Regions from separate parts of the Homo sapiens genome. Here region 1 is linked to region 2. Evidence: chromatin contacts called from ENCODE Hi-C or POLR2A ChIA-PET data. All regions are on one chromosome and are shown on one strand. Each heading gives the region's core, a stretch centred on a gene start or an enhancer-like site at or near the end of the contact. The rest is flanking DNA. Distances are from core to core; before and after follow the strand shown. Region 1 holds the start of SRSF9 (serine and arginine rich splicing factor 9). Region 2 holds the start of CIT (citron rho-interacting serine/threonine kinase).

Region 1 (6,355 bases), core at 1,951-4,450, 590 kb before region 2:
GAATGGAACCTATGAACCCTTTGAACATGAAGTCATAATTGTGGTCTCATTTGTGTTCTAACTGCAAAGGTCAGTACAGGAATAAAGGGGGTTTCATGGATGATCATAAATGCCTCCTAAGGATTTAGCTGTGCTCTATCTAATCCAAGAAGCCTGTACTAACCACATCCCTACATTTTCTGCTGGGTAACTGAACTCCTTTGGAGATTGTATGCTGCAGGACATTGCACAATTAAAGCTGAATTATTATTATTTGCAAGCAGTTTTCCACCTACAGTCCTATTGAGTCACTTAGCTGACTCTATTTCTCTCTCCCTAGGAGACTGCCCAATTGTCTCCAACAGCACTTTTTTTTCCTTTTTTGTCTTTCCAGGCAACAATCACATAGGAGTGGTAGGACTCAGAGAATGGTATTAATACACCTAAGCACACCACCCAAAATGAGAAGGCATCTGGACTTTCGGATGCCTATAGGATATGTAAGCTCCTATAAGGCTGCACACTTAGACTCGAGATCATATTTGGCCAGGGCTCTTTCCTGCTTGTCTAGAGAACAGCTAGATGCTTTACATAATCCAGAATACAACAGATAGTTATAATGGTTTTATTTTAGGAATCATTTATTATGTTTTATTCCAATTATAAAAGTAGTGCATGCTAATTACAATTTGAGAAATACAGAAAAGCATAAATAAAAACATAGAAATCACTGCCATCAAGAGATATCTCCACAACCACAACATTTGGAAAGCTTTTTCTATTTTTTTTTTGTTACAAGCAGCAAATACACTATATATGTGTATACATTAAACACCACTTTCAATTCACTTTAACTGTAAATTACTGTGACTTTAATATCTCTGTCATATTAAAAACATGACTTAATAATTGTGTAACATTCAAAGTTAATGTGTTGAGCCACTCCCTTATTATCAAGTTTAATTTTTTTAATTGCACAGAATGCAATGATAAATATACACATGTAATTTATTATGAGAATCTCTTGCTTATTTCCGTCTGATAAAAATCCTACAAGCAGCTGGGCGCGGTGGCTCACGCCTGTATTCCCAGCACTTTGGGAGGCTGAGGCAGGCGGATCACGAGGTCAGGAGATTGAGATCATCCTGGCTAACACGGTGAAACCCTGTCTCTACTAAAAATATAAAAAAATCAGCCGGGCGTGGTGGCAGGCACCTGTAGTCCCAGCTACTCAGGAGGCTGAGGCGGGAGAATGGCATGAACCTGGGAGGCGGAGCTTGCAGTGAGCCGAGATCACGCCACTGCACTGCAGCCTGGGTGACAGTGTAAGACTCCGTCTCAAAACAAACAAACAAAAAATCCTACAAGCAGAATTACAAGATCGAAGGGTATATGTATATTATGAAAGCCTGATGTATACTATCAACTTGTATTCCAAAAAAGATATACACTCAGTAGTATATGTGGGTGTCTAGTCTTTGGTTTGTTTTGATTTTAAAATGCTCAGATGGTATAATGAGAAATCAACTACCTTCTGATTAAATGTGTGGTTTTAGTCCCTTTTTTTGTTTGTTTTTGTTTTGTCTTGTTTTTGAGACAGAGTCTCCCTCTGTCACCCAGGCTGGAGGAGTGCAGTGGCACAATCTCGGCTCACTGCAACCTCTGCCTCCCAGATTCAAGCGATTCTCGTGCCTCATCCTCCCAAGCAGCTGGGACTACAGGCGTGCCACCAAGCTTGGCTAATTTTTTTTTTTTTTTGTATTTTTAGTAGGGGGGCGGGTCTTGCCATGTTGGCCAGGCTGGTCTTGAACTCCTGGCCTCAAGTGATCCACCCACCTCAGCCTCCTAAAGTGCTGGGATTACAGGCATGAGCCACCACGCCCAGCCAGGTTTCATTTTTAATATGAAAAATCTTTATTTATTTTTGAGACAGTCTCACTCTGTCACCCAGGCTGAAGTGCAGTGGCATGATCTCGGCTCACTGCAACCTTCGCCTCCCGGGCTCAAGCAATTCTCCTGCCTCAGCCTCCCGCGTAACTGGGATTATAGGAACACGCCACCACGCCCAGCTAATTTTTGTATTTTTAGTAGAAACGGGGTTTCCCCATGTTGCCCAGGCTAGTCTCGAACTACTGACCTCAAGTGATCCTCCCGCCTTGGCCTCTCAAAGTGTTGGGATTACAGGCGTGAGCCACCGCACCCAGCCTGAACAATCTTTAGGTTAGGAGTATTCCAGCCGGGCGCCGGGCTCAAGCCGGTAATCCAACACTTTGGGAGGCCAAGGCTGGAGGATCGGTTGAGCCCAGGAGTTCGAGACCAGCCTCTCTACAAAAAAAATAGAAAATAAACTAGCTGGACGCAGCGCAGACCCCTCACGGCGCCCCGAGGTGGGAGGATCACCTGAGTCCAGCGAGATCGAGACTGCAGTGAGCCGTGTTCGCGCCATTGCACTCCAGCCTGAGCAACAGAATAAGACCCTGTATCAAAAACAAACAAAAAGTCTTCTGGTGCAAGGCCTCACTGTAAGGTCCCTGGGTTCAATGCTCCGCGTTCTGGGATGTGAATGTGGAAAAGTAAGTGCCAAGGTGGGTGTCTACCTGAGCTCCATAAGGACTCAGTACTTAGGATGGGAGCATGGCTCTGGGTTCCATTCCTGACCCCTCTGTGGCCTCAGACTCTGCCCGGGAGAGGATGAAAAGCACAAGTCGGATGCACTCTATAGTGATCGCTGTGATACTCATTAAGAGTCTTACTCCCTCGACTCCGACAAACTCAAGGCCAAGCTATGGAGTCCATCTCATGCTGACACCGTCAGTTCTGAGCAACTGTAAAATGGGGACAGGGTGGCCCGGGGGCCTACTGACCTGAGGTGGGGGCCGCGACAGCCCGGCCGCTGCGGGGTCAGCCTGCGGTCTCCGCCTGACTCCAGCTCTCCTGCGCCCCGCAGGCCCTGGGCGCTACCCACGTCAGTGAGTGCTCACAAGTCTGTGAGGTAGGCGGCGCCACAGAGAGAAACTGAGGCGCGGGAGCCCAAGCCACTTGTCCAGCGCCTCAGCCGAGCGCGAACCGCGCTCGGGGATGGCATCCACACGGCCCGGCCCCAGGCTCTCCCTGTCAGCGCCCGAAGGCCCTTCGCACCTCCAGGGGGCGCCGGCCTGCGCGCACGCGCAATGGTCGCAGCCGCGTTCTCTTTAAGAGGACTCCTTTTGCCTCCGCCGACCCCTTCGCTTCCGCTCCGCGTTCCCACAATGCAGTGCGGCTGAGCGCCTCGGAGCCCGCGGGGACGCTGCGGGGGGACCCGTGCTGAGGCGGCGGCGGCGACGTGGGCTGCGGCGGGCCCGCGGCGTCGGGCGGTGCGGATGTCGGGCTGGGCGGACGAGCGCGGCGGCGAGGGCGACGGGCGCATCTACGTGGGGAACCTTCCGACCGACGTGCGCGAGAAGGACTTGGAGGACCTGTTCTACAAGTACGGCCGCATCCGCGAGATCGAGCTCAAGAACCGGCACGGCCTCGTGCCCTTCGCCTTCGTGCGCTTCGAGGACCCCCGGTGAGGCCCCCGCGCCCCTGCCCTCTCCTCCTCGGTGCCTGAGGCCCCCGCCTTCCCTGCTGTCCCCTCCCCCAGGGCTCCCCTCCCCCCGGCCTCCCCTCCCCCCGCCTCCGCGCAGACCCCTCACGGCGCCCCCTCACGGGTGGAGGATGAGGCAGCCTCTCCTCGCAGGCCCGGGCCGTCCTTCGCGCCGTCGTCACTTCCTTTATTTTTATTATTCCAATATTTTACTTAGAAACCCAAAAGCTGAGCCTTTGGAGGGCCCAAGCCCGCCTGCACCGGCCTCGGGGGGTCCAAATGAGCCTTGTCCGCCTCCTGCCTGGGGCAGCACCGTAGGGGGAAGCGGCCGCGGGGCAGCGCGGGGGTCGCCGTTCGCCCTTCCCGCTCGCCTCTCCCCCGGCCCGTGCTCGCCGTGGCTGGAGAGCAAGCTGCAGGGTCGCGGATGCCGCTGGAGGTCGTGGAGGGATCTCTGGTGGAATAGCTCGCCGTTCGCGCGCCCCGCCCCGCAGGCCAGGGCCCGGGCTTTGTAAAGGGATCACGGATTCGGGAAAACTTCTAAAACAGCCGGAGTGGGGCTCTGATTTCACTTCCCTCCTTTGATGAGGGAGGCTTGGCGAGATGCTAAAGGTTCCAGGGATTTGGAAACTCTAGATTCCTAACCCCGCTCTAAGGAGTGCTTGTGATTTTGCAAACAGCGTCGGCCCTCAGGCCGGAAAAAGCCCAGGAACTTTCAAAACTGTGGTTGGTGGTGGTTAGCAGCTGCGGCGCTGACCTGGTCACTCCACTCCGGCCAAATAAGAGCCCGCACCCTGTTTTCCTAGCATCATTTGCTCCCGGGGAACGCGGAATGTTCGTAGGGTGTCCGACCTACCTGGGGTGGACGTATTGATAGGGCAAGGGGAGCATCTGAGGAAGGGCAGGCAGGAAGCACCGCGAGGCGTTGATGGCTGAAGAGTCGACTCTGACAGCTCATCCCTAGTATCTCCTCATTTGCCTCAAAACCGGAACTGGGCATTTTTACCCCTAAGCCGGAGAAGGCTATGCCTCGCTTATTTAGTAACCGTGCCATTGTGGTTTTTCAACAGTTGCTATGGGTCAAGTGCCATGGTGTGTATTTAGCTTTTTTTCTTTCCTTCTTATTTTTTTAGATTGATAAATTAGGGGTTTCACCATGTTGCTCAGGCTGGTCTGGAACTCCTGAGCTCAGGTGATTCTCCCGTCTCAGCGGATCAAATTGTTAGGATTACAGGCGTGAGCAACCCGCCCAGCCTGTATTTAGTATTTTTAACAATTTATGAGGTGTAGGTACTATTTTTTTTTTTTTTTTGAGACAGGTCTTCACTCTTGTTGCCCAGGCTGGAGTGCTGTGGTGCGATCCCGGCCCACCGCAACCTCCGCCACCTGAGTTCAAGCGATTCTCCCGCTTCAGCTTCCCAGTAGCTGGGATTACAGGCGCCCGCCATCATGCCTGGCTGATTTTTCTATGTTCAGCAGATACGGGGTTTCTCCATGTTGGCCAGGTTTGTCTTGAACTCCTAACCTCAAGTGATCCACCCACCTCAGCCTCCCAAAATGCTGAGGTTACAGGCCTGAGCCACCACGCCAGGCCGGGATCAATGGATTTGAACTCCCTCTTCTGTTTTTCGAATGCAAACTTACTATATGATACGCTACATTGTCATCTTCCCTCATTCCTTTCATAATAGAAAAACTATCTTTTGGTGTCACTAGATGTGAAGATTCAAGCAAAGCATTTCATGTAGTATCTTATTTAACCATTACAATAACCCTGTGAGATAGGCATACTGTTCACATTAGAGATGTAAAAACTTGATTAAACACTTACCCAGAGATGACTACTAGTAATTTGCAGAATAGTGATTTGAATGCAGGCTAATTTTATTTATTTATTGTATTTATTGAGATGGAGTCTGGCTCTGTCGTGCAGGCTGGAGTGTAGCGGCACAGTCTCAGCTCACTGCAACCTTCGCCTCCTGGGTTCAAGAGATTCTCGTGCCTCAGCCTCCTGAGTAGCTGGGATTACAGCTGCGCGATGCCATGCCCAGCTAATTTTTATCTTTTTAGTAGAGACGAGGGGTTTCACCAGGTTGCCCAGACTGGTCTCAAGCTGCTAACCTCAAGTGATCCACCTCCCAAAGTGCTGGGATTACAGGCATGTGCCACAGCGCCTGGCCTGAATGCTGGCCAGTTTTTATTCAGAGTTGTTCTGACCTCCTAGCAGTTCTGCCTCTCCCAGTCTGCATTTTACGTAGTCAAGGTTGCACTGGATATGGTCATTGTTGCTTTTAGTTCTAAAATCTTACAAGTGATTATGTGCCTGTGACACTGAACAATGCCTTCATTAGCACATTCAGCTCCTCTTGTCCACCCAAGCTCCAAGGTCACACTTTCTACCATCCAATACTGGAGAATCAACGTGGCATTCCTGACTCTCCTAGAGTCCTAGGAAAGACTTAAAGTAATTTTATTGAATATTTATCTCTTTTGGCAAAATTGTATCCAAAGAATGTTTTTTGACAAAAATAGTTCTCCAAACCATGCTGAAAAGGTACACTTAGAGTTCCAAGGCCAGGCGCAGTGGCTTATGCCTGTAATCCTAGCACTTTGGGAGACTGAGGGGAAGGATCGCCTGAGCCCAGGAGTTCAAGACCAGGCTGGCCAGCAGAGGGAGACCTGTCTCTACAAAAAATCCAAAAATTAGCTGGGTGCAGTGGTACACGCCTGTGGCCCTAGCTATTCAGGAGGCTGAGGTGGGAGGATTGCTTGCGCCCAAGAGTTAGAAGCTGCTGTGAGTTATGCTCCAGCCAC
Region 2 (5,870 bases), core at 425-2,924:
ACATATACACACAATTTAATCATTATGAAACCACATCCATATTGTTGCTACCTAGGTTAAGAAATAGATCACAGCAGCACCCCAACACCCTGAAAGGCCTCCATCCCAACCCCAGGTAACTACTATTCTGGCTGTTGCTTTCTTTATGGTTTTGTCATTACTTTAAACAATGACAAAAACTGCAATGATTTGCATCAACCTAATACATCCCTCCTTAAACAATGTTGCTTTGTTTTGTCCTGTTTTGGAACTTATAAGAATGGAATCATAATGGAATCATATGTTATTTTCTTGCTTCCTTCATTAGGCCTTGTTTTGAGACTCATTATGTCATTGTGGTTAGTTGCAGTTTATTCTTTTTCATTGCTTGTGAAAACACTGCAATATACAATTTTGTCTTTTCTACTGCTGATGGACATTTATATCACTTCCAGTTTTTTGCGAACACTATTTTGTATTCTTATACACATCTCTTGGTGTACATAAGTAGGAGTTTCTCGCCGGCGTGGTGGCTCAGGGCCTGTAATCTCAGCACTTTGGGAGGCCGAGGTGGGCAGATCACTCGAGGTCAGGAGTTCAAGACCAGCCTGGACAACACGGTGAAACCCCATCTCTACTAAAAATACAAACAATTGGGCATGGTGGCATGCACCTGTAATCCCAGTTACTTGGGAGGATGAGACAAGAGAATAGCTTGAACCTGGGAGGTGGAGGTTGCAGTGAGGCGAGATCGTGCCATTGCACTCCAGCCTGGGAGACAGAGCAAGACTCCATCTCAAAATAAATAAATAAATAGGAGTTTTTCTTAGGTAGAGAAACTACACCTAGCAATAGTCATAGAATGCACAAATCTTCAATGTTAGCAAATAATGCCAAACTTTTTTTTCAAATTTCAAAGAGATTGTATCCATTTACACGCCTACGGGTACTGTATAAGTGTGTGTACTTCCACATCTTCGCAAACACTGTCACATCCTTTTGTTGTTGTTGTTCTCGAATTTGAGTGTTATTCTTTCTCACTGTGACTTTATTTTTCATATTTTCTGATTATGAACGAGGTTGACAACTTTCACACATTTGTTGGTCATCTGGATTTCCTTTTTGGTGAAGTGCCTGTTTAAGTATCTCGTCTATAATTTATTTTAAAGTGTCCTTTCAGACAGTCTCAATGACTGTCACCAACTCCTTGCAGGGCAGTCAGCCCGGAGATAGAGTAATCAAGGTAGGTTGAAGTCAAGCTCAAAACATTCGCTGCCTCAGCTGTAGCAGAGGACCACTGGGCTTCCCCAGGTAACAAGTACTTCTACCTTAGCCACATGAGAGAGAAAGAAGACCAGGCAGAGCAGCCTGGCTGCCTTCCTCCTTGCAGGTGGCCGAGAGCAGGGGACAGCGCCCTGGCGACCTCCTCAGGGATCCTAGATTAACAGTCGCGTCCTCAAACGCAGCATCCTGCGTAACCGCCAATTTCAAACTTCCAAGACCTGCCCTGCTGATTTTGCCCTTCCCTTTTTCCCGTTGGTCGCGAGTCAAAGGAAGATGCAATTTGATTGGCTCTCCCCTTCACTTTCCTCCATGCCTTTAGGGACATGGGCGGGGCCTGGCTGAGACGCCCATGTCTATCATAGGAGCGGAGACGCTGATTGGTCCAAACACGGCTGAGACCCGCCCGCGCCGTTCCTCGGGTTCAAACGCGGCGGCGGGAGGCGCGGGGCGGAACAGATCGCAGACCTGGGGGTTCGCAGAGCGTGAGTCTGATCCCCCAGACCCAATTCTACCGCACCCGGCTCTGCAAGGCCAGGGGAGGGCCGCCTCCACCCATACAAGTCCCGGGTTTCCCTCCCGCCCCGGGGAGGGCGGCGATTCCACCCCCAGGGCTGCGGGAGGCCTGGAGGGTCTTCCGGGGCTAGCTGTGCGCGCGCCCACCTTCCTTGGGAGCCGAGGGGTCAGCCGAGTGGTGCTGGGGCAGGAGGCTTGCTCCTCCCCTAAACCAGGCGGAGTGCTTTGTCTCTTCAGCTCTGCCTCCTGTCAGCACTAACTGCATTATTCTGCCCAGTGTAGTCGGCCGGTTCCTTATTATCTGCGTGAACTTAGCCATTTACTTAACCTCTCTGTTTCAGCGTATTCATACCCCGTGCCCACCCCATCACCTCATGATGCCCCCGCCTCTTTCGCTCTGCTCCAGTCCGTCTGGCCTCGCTGTTGCTGGAGAGGCCAGGTCCTGCCTCAGTGCTTTTGGCTTGGCTGTTTCGTTTGCCACGGATGTCTTTCTTTCCCCAGATATCAACATGGCTTGCTGGTCATTCGCTTCAGGTCTTCAAGTCTTGGGTCAAATGGTGGCTTCTCAGTGAAGTCTTATTTGACCACACTAAAAATTGCACCATCTCACCCCCATTGTCCTTTTCTTGCTCGATTTTGTTTTTACCCCATAGCACTTAACACCTTACAACAAGCTATATATTTTGCTTATTTCAGTCATTCATTTAATAACTATTCGCACCTATTTGTGTGCCAGGCTATGTGTGCCCCCACTGCATGGGGGCAAACATCTCTGCCCTTGTGGAGCTTCCATTCTAAGGGGGGAGATAATAAACACATTTATAAGTAAGAGAGTATGTCAGATAAGTGTATCATCTCCTGTCACAGTGAGTTAAAATCTGGTGTTTAATCTCCATGATTAGACTGAGCTTCCTAAAACTGGAGTGGTAGCTGATTTTCACCTCCTTGTCCCTGATATCTTGAGGGAGATCAGGATCTCTCAGGCCCTTCCTGCTCAAAACATAGGACACACTTGACTTTTCTGATATCCTTTCAGCGCCAGTGGGGAGATGTTGAAGTTCAAATATGGAGCGCGGAATCCTTTGGATGCTGGTGCTGCTGAACCCATTGCCAGCCGGGCCTCCAGGCTGAATCTGTTCTTCCAGGTAACAGCCTACCCTGCCAACTTTGCTCACCTGTGTGTGTCCTTGGAATCTCCTTGTCACTCACCTTTGCTTTTATTTATTTGTTTATTTATTTAGAGTCTCAGTCTCTCAGGCTGGAGTACAGTGGTGCAATCTCAGCTCACTGCAACCTCCGCCTCCTGGGTTCAAGCGATTCTCCTGCCTCAGCCTCCAGAGTAGCTGGGACTACAGCCGCCTGCCACCACACCCGGCTAAATTTTGTATTTTTCTTTTTAGTAGAGACGGGGTTTCACCATGTTGGCCAGGCTAGGGTCGAACTCCTGACCTCAAGTGATCCACCTGCCTTGGCCTCCTAAAGTGCTGGGATTACAGGCATGAACCGTGCCCAGCTTGCTTTTATTATAGGACCAGGGATAATATTTTAGGGGAAATTCTGTTTTGTTTTGTTTGAAACAAGGTCTTCTGTCGACTCTAGGCCTGTGCCACCATGCCTGGCTAATTTTTTAATTTTTTGTAGGGATGGGGTCTCACTGTGTTGCCCAGGCTGATATAGAACACCTGACTTCAAGTGAGCCTCTTGCCTTGGCCTCCCAAAGCACTGGGGTTATAGGTGTGAGCCACTGCACCTGGCCCTCTATTTAGAGTTTTATATGCACTGATTCTTTTGGAAAAAAGACACTGTGCAGAAGTAGATAGCTGAACTTGCCTTAGAAGGGAGATCTTTTCATATTTCTCACACTTTACACTTCTGTACTAAAGTTTATTCATTCATTGATTGATTGGTTGCTTGCAAGACAGGGTCTTGCTCTGTGGCTCAGGCTGGAGTGCATTGGCACAATCACGGCTTACTGCAGCCTTGACCTCCTGGGCTCAAACGATCCTCCCACTTCAGCTTCCTGAGTAGCTGGGACCACAGGTGTGTGCCACCATACCTGGCTAATTTTTGTATTTTTTGTAGAGATGAGGTTTCACCATGTTGCCCAGGCAGGTCTCGAATTCCTGGGCTCAAGTGATCTACTTGTCACAGCTTCTGCAAGTGTTGGGCTTACAGGCATAAGCCCCTGTACCAGGGCAAGTTTGTCCTTTTATTGAAGAAAGAAAAATAAATGAACAAAGATGCTTTTTAAAACTACAATTTCTGTGGGTATAATCCTATTCATTTTCATTGCAGGGATGTTTATTTTTTAAGATTTTTTTTTTTTTTTTTTGAGACAGAGTCTTCGCTGTCGCCCAGGCTGGAGTGCAGTGGCGCGATCTCGGCTCACTGCAGGCTCTGCCCCCCGGGGTTCACGCCATTCTCCTGCCTCAGCCTCCCACGTAGCTGGGACTACAGGCGCCCGTCACCTCGCCCGGCTAATTTTTTGTATTTTTAGTAGAGACGGGGTTTCACTGTGTTAGTCAGGATGGTATTTTTTAAGATTTTAAAAAAAGTTTTGATGAATACCACACCTGTTTAACCCTCATTCCTCTCAAGATACACATTTCTGTCACCCCAGATGCGTTAAAACTTAATATCATAAGATTACTTCCAAATAGATTTTTAATTCTTTTGTTTCTGATGTATGTGGAACACTGGTGAAGTAGAAATCCTTGTTTGATTTATGTATTCGTAAGTCAGGGGGACAATAGAGACCATGAAGATTTAGAATTGAATCCCAGTCCCAGCACTAGTTAGCTGCATTACTTTGGGTGAGTCAGTTACCTTTTCTGAGTCCATTTGCTATTCTTTAAAATAGGTTGTAGCCTGTAATGCCAGTATTTTCGGAGGCTGAGGCGGGCGGATTACTTGAGGTCACGGGTTCGAGACCAGCCTGGACAACGTGGTGAAACCCTGTCTCTACTAAAAATATAGAAAATTAGCTGGGCATGGTGGTCGCATGTACCTGTAATCCCAGCTACTTGAAAAGCTGAAGCAGGAGAATCATTTGAACCCGGGAGGCGGAGGTTGTCGTGAGCCGAGATGGTGCACTGCACTCCAGCCTGGGCGACAGAGTGGGTAAGACTCCATCTCAAAACAAAACAAAACAAAAGAAAACAAAAAAAATAACATAGAGGTTGTAGTACCTAATCCACAGGGTTGTTGTGAGGATTAGATGAGATATTCGATTTAAAGCACTTAGCACCTTGCCTGGCTCTTAGTAAACTCCTTATAAAAAATGGTAATTATTGTTAATACTCAGCATAGAATAGTATTAGTTATAATATTAATACTAAATTTGTTTCCTTAATAGTAATTATATTTGGGAAGGTAGTTATGTAGGATACCTGTAAGATGATGAATGATGAAGTATTCTTGATAACTTTTTTTTTTTTCCAAAATATTGGTATTGGGTGTTTAAACAGATGAGAGTGGAAACAAATTGAAAGCTTAGGTTTTTCTGTGGGACCATCCCCATCAGCATTTTAAGTCTTGACATATCTTTCACAAATGAATAGTCTGTCTTTAACCTTAGATGGCTGGAGTGCTGCCACGTTTCAGCCCCTTTATCATGCTACTTTAAAATATCTCCAACTTGCTGGGCGTGGTGGCTCACGCCTGTAATCCTAGCAATTTGGGAGGCTGAGGTGGGTGGATTGCTTGAGGTCAGGAGTTCGAGAGCAGCCCGGGCAACATGGTGAGCCCCTCCGTTTCTACTAAAAACACAAAAAATAGCTGACTGTGATGGTGTGTGCCTGTAGTCCCAGCTACTCGGGAGGCTGAGGCAGGAGGATCACTTGAGCCCTAGAGGCAGAGGTTGCAGTGAGCTAAGATTGTGCCACTGCACTTCAGCACTTCAGCCTAGGCGACAGAGCAAGACCCTGTAAATTAAAAAAAAAAAAAAAAAGAAAAGGAAAAAAATTTCCAACTTATTAAGGGCTTATAGTGTGCTGATTATGTAATAGTTATGGCTTCCAATGTGTCTGGCATAGAACTGGCATGTTTCTGAGTATCTCACTTCAGCCTCATGACAGAGGTAAGGACTATTTTTA

What was found. A loop is a pair of places that touch in the nucleus more often than their neighbours do. ChIA-PET counts read pairs that join two places held with the same protein, here RNA polymerase II (POLR2A). Pooled maps may share reads with other maps.
Region 1: a loop to region 2 is called in a pooled map, with 6 times the contacts of the local background. The contact joins the promoter of SRSF9 here to the promoter of CIT in region 2. A Hi-C loop is called at or near these places in 1 of 50 pooled maps. POLR2A ChIA-PET finds 5 or more read pairs at or near these places in 2 of 52 experiments (PC-9 and naive thymus-derived CD4-positive, alpha-beta T cell).

What each region holds. Positions count from the first base shown.
Region 1 is chr12:120,466,593-120,472,947 of GRCh38, reverse strand. It overlaps SRSF9 (serine and arginine rich splicing factor 9), which reads left to right and starts at 3,200. Exons shown (of 4, transcript NM_003769.3): 1 at 3,200-3,526. The coding sequence starts at 3,339. It also overlaps a transcript of DYNLL1 not described here. RefSeq lists silencers at 3,242-3,541, 3,792-3,961.
Region 2 is chr12:119,873,124-119,878,993 of GRCh38, reverse strand. CIT (citron rho-interacting serine/threonine kinase) reads left to right here and starts at 1,674. Exons shown (of 48, transcript NM_001206999.2): 1 at 1,674-1,745; 2 at 2,813-2,921. The coding sequence starts at 2,826. RefSeq lists a silencer at 1,915-1,994 and an enhancer at 2,225-2,284.